2 separate regions of the Homo sapiens genome follow, and region 2 is linked to region 1. Evidence: read pairs that join two places in POLR2A ChIA-PET (ENCODE). Cell type or tissue: PC-9. All regions are shown on one strand. Links, peaks and the distances in the headings refer to the core of each region. The heading gives the core; the rest is flanking DNA. Region 1 overlaps LINC01968 (long intergenic non-protein coding RNA 1968). Region 2 overlaps XXYLT1 (xyloside xylosyltransferase 1).

Region 1 (2,910 bases), core at 319-2,818:
ATAATTTATTAATATTATATTAGCTTATACTATGTTAATATTATTTACAATGATTCTATTAAGTTAAACATGTGCTCGAATACCATTGATTATTTATGGATATCCACATATGTGGTAAAAGTAAAAAGTCATGTATGAGAATAATCAACGTGGAATTCCCGAGAGCGGTTGCCTCTGGGCATAGAGGGAGGGAAATGAAACGAGGGAGTGGTCCATGGAGAGTTCAATGGTATCTGTGAGGTTTGTGTCTTAAAAAAAATATGTGAAGCGAATATGGAAAAGAATGTTAAGACTTGACAAAGTCTGGTGGTGGGTACATGTAATTCCCTAGACTCTGCATTCTTGGAATATTCCATAATAAAAAATAAATAAAGTTAAAAAATGGAAAGTAGGACACCAACTCAGAAAGTGCATGAGACGGGCGGAGAAGACACAGGGGAGGAGTGGGCTGGTGGGCCCTTCTGGTGTGAATCTGGACATGGTGACATGGGGCGTGGAGGGCACCTGGGCACCAGAGCTGACTTGTGGGGTGCGTGTGCCCAGCCCTGCTAACCACAACATGCGATGCCTCTTTCCCTTCTTTTTCTGGCTGTACTTCTTAGACCTGCGGTCTGCTGGGAATTGAAAGTCTCAGCAGCAAGGCTTTGGTGCTGGACCATCTTGTTCTGAGGTGTGCTGCCTGCCCTAAGTACCTCCCTGGGTGGCTCCAGCCTTTGTACTCCAGGGCTGATGTAAGAACAGCACAAGTTCATGCTCACCTCCCACGAAGGGATGGAGGAAGCTTTGGGGCCTGGAGATCCTGATTTTATTTTACTTCCTCAGGCTTTACTAAGTGCTCAGATAATTCATGGAAGTCTCCACTGTCCTGGTCATATGCGCTTATTAATCTGCCTGGTCTCGTCCTTTTTATTCTTAATAACAACGTGTCCAGTTCAGTTCTATGTCAACATTCCAAGAAAATCCAGACTGAGCCTCCTCCTCACCAGTGCTCCTGTCTAGTCCTGGAGGCAGGGGACCTGCTCTGGAATCTCAGCTCATGCAGCAAGTACCCGGATGACTTTAGGCAAATCATGTCACCTCGCTAGATCTCCCTCTCTTCCTCTGGTACATGGGGCATCCATACCTGCCTCACCAGGTTGGTATGATGTCATGGTTGCATAATGTATCATTTGTCACAGTTCCAAGCGCGCTGTCTGCATGAGAACTGGCAGACTGAGTTTGCCTAGCACAGACACAAAGCATTGATTTACCTTTCCCTAGGGTCAGATTTGGCACTCAGCATTGCAGGCCTTTCAGATTCTGGTTGTCTCTTTCTTCTCACCAAGCTACCCTTCCTCCTCCTTCCTTCACTCCCAGCCGTTCTTTCCCAAGTTACCTCTCTCAGATTCCTGCAGAAAAGCCTGAGTGCCAGCCTCCAGCTCTGGATAAGATTCTCCAAGAGTGGTTCTCAATCTTGCAGAAACTCAGAATCTCCTAGGAGCTCAAAACAACACCACCAACAACAACAACACCTCTTCTCCAAGCCGCAGACTCAGGAAATGTGATTCATTCAATCTGCCTGGGGTGGTCTAGGCATAGTACTTTCTTTACCTTCTATCGCATTAGGTGAGCCTACTGTCTGTACTAAGATTCTGATCTGTAAACACCAGACTTTCCTCTTGGGCTCCTGAGGAGCTCCCCCACCATCCTAACAATGGGAAGGAGCTATCACACCTTCATTTTTTCGGTTTCTCAAATTCTTTCCCAAGCCACCGCCCGGTGCAGTGGCTCACGCCTGTAATCCCAGCACTTTGGGAACTCAGGCAGGAGGATTGCTTAAGGCCAGGAGTTCAAGACCAGCCTGGCTAACGTAATGAGACTCTGTCTCTATTAAAAAAGTAAGAGAAAACGTTTAAAAAGAAAACATTTAATAATTTGCATGTTTTTCACAAAGTTCTTCCCTAATTTTACCTTGGATAACTTGTGTGGTAGGCAGAACAGAAATAACCTCCAGGCTGTCTCAAAGGGTGAAATGGCTTTTCCTCCCAGGGCCCATATGTGCTTCTGATCTGCTTGTCCTGGGACCTAGTTGCCCTCCTGCCTGTGGAGCTCACTCTTACCACAGATCTGAAATAAACAGCCCAAATTAAACCCAGCTACATAAAGCCATCATCTTAGACTGTGAAGAATTTGTATTTAAGGGATATTTCCTATTTATTTTGGGCTTGTGTCTCCTAAGACATTGATGCTGAGTGTGGCTAAAGATTTTGAGCAGGCCCTGGCGTGTGGTCCTTGAAGGCACTGCAGGCTCGAGGGTCCCTCTGGAATCTTCCACCTTAGCCACGTCCTCCTCTCTGCGGCTCCTCCTGGCTCAGTGGGCTCCCCCGTTGTGCATGACACAGCAAGCCTCTGAGGCTCGGACTCTCTTGGGCTGCTTCTCCCTATTCCAGGTACAGACTCCAGGCTAATGGAGGATCTGGAGCCTAAAGAGCGGAAGAGACTTACCCCAAATCACACAGCTGTGGTCACAGCAATTGAAAATGGTGTGGCGGGAGGGGCAGTGCTTGGAACTCTTGGCTTTGGTTCACACTTGTCTAGAGGCCTAGGCTAGGAGGTTGGGTCTGGAGCCACATACTTATCTCAACAGCATTTAGCTTTCAATGAGCAGCATGGCTAAAGTCTTACTTCTAGTTAAATAAGGTGGTGACACCCTGGAAGTTTCCACAAGCCTCTGGCTAAGAACTGGTTATAAAAGGTAAAGCAGAGGCTCATTTCCAGTTGAATACTCATCCCAGGATGGGAATAGAGGCATCTTAGACAGAAAGGGGAAACAGAAGTACCAAGGAAGTTTGGCTGAAATTTGGGGAAGATACTGACAAATTGAGTATAACTGACTATATATATTTTGATATTTGGTTAAACTTTTGATGG
Region 2 (2,910 bases), core at 253-2,752, 540 kb after region 1:
TGACAGGGAAGGCGGGGCCCAGCCAGGTGGAAAGGGGCTATCCACAGGTTAGGCAGCAGGTCCCTATAGGAGCCAGCCCAGAAGCCAGGCCCCCGGCCCTTCTCATACAGCCCTGCACCTGCCCATGAAGGGAGTGAGGCCAGGACAGACGCCTGTGAAGCTGCGCTGAGCACCGGGTCCAGACTTCAGTGAGGGGCTGCTCCGCCTGCAGCTGGAGGCACCCTCCTCTCTACCCTCCACAGAGACTCTGAACGCTCTCGGAAGGTTGGCCCCAGTGTCTGCACAGCCAGGAAGTCTGAGGTGGCACAAAGGAGCCACGCAGGTCTGCTCTCAAAGTTTCCCTCCTATCCTATTTCCAAAGTTGCCCCCAAGCCTCTACTACCTCCTGCCTCAAAGGCAGCAAGACCCACACCAATAAAAGGGAGTCTCCGCCAAGTGCTCAAGAGAACATGGAATGGGAAGGGGAACAGCCACCTGGAGGGGAGCTCACCAGGGTCCTGCAAAGCAGAAGATGCACACACCCCAGGACCCAGCAGCCCCTTCCAGGCGTGACCCTGGAGAGCCTCAAGCACATTGTTCGCCTGGGTGTTCACAGTAGTGGGAGTGACAAAACAGGGGAACCACCCGGCCATCTCTCAGAAGGCAAATGAGTAAACGGAGGTCCACCCACAATAAAATACTACACAGCAATTAAAATGACAGGGCAAGACTTCCATGTATCAGCAAAGATAAATCTCAAAATCATAAGGCTATGAAATCTCATACTCACAATGAAATGTCAAATGGATATATGAGACTGTTTACATAACTGCTGAAAACATACAAAGCAGTAATACATATATATTTTATGCATACATATGTGGTAAAAATTAAAAACATACAAATTGCACAAAACACCAACTTCTTATTTGTGACAGTAAATACCTCTGGAGGGAGTAGGATGGAGAAGAAATAGAGTGAGCTTTAGCTACGTCTATAATATTTTATTTCCTTAAAAAAAGAATCTTAAGCAAATAGAGAAAAATGTTAGCACCTATTTAACTTACACAGTAGAAACAAAGATATCTGTTACTTTTTTTGTTTTCATTTTTCTGTTTTGGCTTATTTTAGAATTAAAATTTTTTAACATCTAAAAAATATATCGTGAGAGGCAAAAAGCGGGGCTGTGTAATATAAATTAGCAGGAAAAATTCTTTATAATGAAGAGGCAAGAGAGTGGGCACTGAGGAGCAGCCCTGATAGACCTGATCTTCACATGTGTTAATTTGTGGGAACAGGACCACATAGGACTGGGAAGTGTTTCTTGTGGAGAATCAAGGAAGGTTCCTGGGAACAATTCAAAAGAAGAAAAAAAACCACACACACACACACACACACACACACACACACACAGAGAGAGAGAGAGAGAGAGAGAGAGAGATTCACTGTGGTGTTATTTATTGTGTGAAAAAAACAGAAACTCACAGCTCAGGTTACAAAAGAAATATGACTATAACGTATGCTACAGTGATATGAACAATAAGCTGGAGACAGGGCAGGGGCGGCGAGGCGGGGAGGCGTTTATGGCATACGCCACCGCAGGTGGGTCCCCTATTCAGTAACGTGAGTAGAGAACAAAATTCCCCTGCTCTATCCAAATTAGGCCTGCAAGAAACAAGGGCTCAAGGGAACGTGGGAAAATGAAGACGGTTTGTTGAATGAGATTTACAGCTTTCCACTACCTGGAGAAGCAAGTCACAAAGGGCTCTCCGTGGAGCCCAGGCACTGCACCCCAGCTGCCCGCTTTTCTCCAAGCACTTTCTCCTGCCCTTTTCTTGGACCCTCCCTCTCCCCGGGGCCCAGGGAAGGCTGCCCTAAGCACTGACTCCTCTCCTGGGGCAGTGAGATTTCCCTCTCATATTTCCAGGCTGGAACAAATCCCCCAAAGACTCCCGTAAATCAGGTCCAGATGCTGCACATGTCACAGAAAAAGGCTGAGAAGTCAACAGCTCCAGAAATCAGGAGGCGAAGCGGCAAGATCCCGTTTCATTTCCCAAGGCCCCTGCTTAAGACACAGCCTTAAGCAAAAGACACGTTTTCATTTTGCATTTGCCTTAAAATGTCTCCCAACTCTCTGAGAGCCACATCAGTTCTAAAATCTTCAACTGCTCACATTTCTTTTTTTTTCTTTTTTTTTTTTTTTTTTGAGAAGGAGTTTTGTCTCCCAGGCTGGAGTGCAGTGTTGTGATTTTGGTTCACTGCAACCTCCGCCTCCTGGGTTCAGGCAATTCTCCTGCCTCAGCCTCTCGAGCAGCTGGGACTACAGGTGCCCACCACCACGCCTGGCCAATTTTTGTATTTTTAGTAGAGACGGGGTTTCACTATGTTGGCCAGGCTGGTCTCGAACTCCTGACCTCAGGTGATCCGCCCGCCTCGGCCTCCCAAAGTTCTAGGATTACAGGCGTGAGCCACCGCGCCCGGCCTGTTCACATTTCTGATCAAAGCGAAAGCCACTCAGTCACTCAGTGAGCCCAAAGAAGAGACCAGTAAGCAGGGCCAGCCTACCTGGCAGTTTACATCCTCTGCAAACGCTGCTCAGCAAATTCAACTATGTAGCCAATCACTCTTCCCTCAAGTGAGTTTTAAAGGGTAACACCAGAGGGAAACGGTGCTCTCGGACAAGTCACGGGGGTGCCCACTGCCCAGCTGTGCACCAGGGGGCACCCCCACTGGGGTGGGGAGATTTCCCTCTCACATTTCCAGGCTGGAACAAGTCCCCCAAAGACCCCCATAAATCAGGCCCCAGGGGGCCCTCAGCGCTTGGAGACTCTGGCCACAGACGTCAGCAGTGACTGCCCAGGCCTGGCAGGTTCTCCAGGGCCTCAGCCCCAGGGCCTGGGACCAAAGCCCCACCCTGCACTGACCACAGGT

The links. ChIA-PET counts read pairs that join two places held together with the same protein. Peaks named below come from ENCODE experiments on the same cell type or tissue, not always from the same donor. Only the 100,000 strongest peaks of a DNase experiment are listed, where the experiment ranks them.
Region 2: POLR2A ChIA-PET joins it to region 1 with 5 read pairs; 4 of 35 experiments call an interaction of 5 or more read pairs at or near these places.

What each region holds. Positions count from the first base shown.
Region 1 is chr3:194,714,048-194,716,957 of GRCh38, forward strand. The region is part of intron 1 of LINC01968 (long intergenic non-protein coding RNA 1968); the gene reads left to right. All of the region lies in intron 2 of LOC105374292 (a long non-coding RNA gene), which reads left to right. Among named protein-coding and RNA genes, the nearest start is that of LINC01968, 7.1 kb to the left of the region's middle. In PC-9, for the core only: no CTCF peak of the experiment used is centred there; DNase peaks (open chromatin) are centred at 1,164 and 1,584; H3K4me3 peaks cover 612 bases; H3K27ac peaks cover 2,500 bases.
Region 2 is chr3:195,251,337-195,254,246 of GRCh38, forward strand. All of the region lies in intron 1 of XXYLT1 (xyloside xylosyltransferase 1), which reads right to left. Among named protein-coding and RNA genes, the nearest start is that of XXYLT1, 18 kb to the right of the region's middle. RefSeq lists a silencer at 510-559 and enhancers at 1,379-1,428, 2,218-2,910. In PC-9, for the core only: no CTCF peak of the experiment used is centred there; no DNase peak of the experiment used is centred there.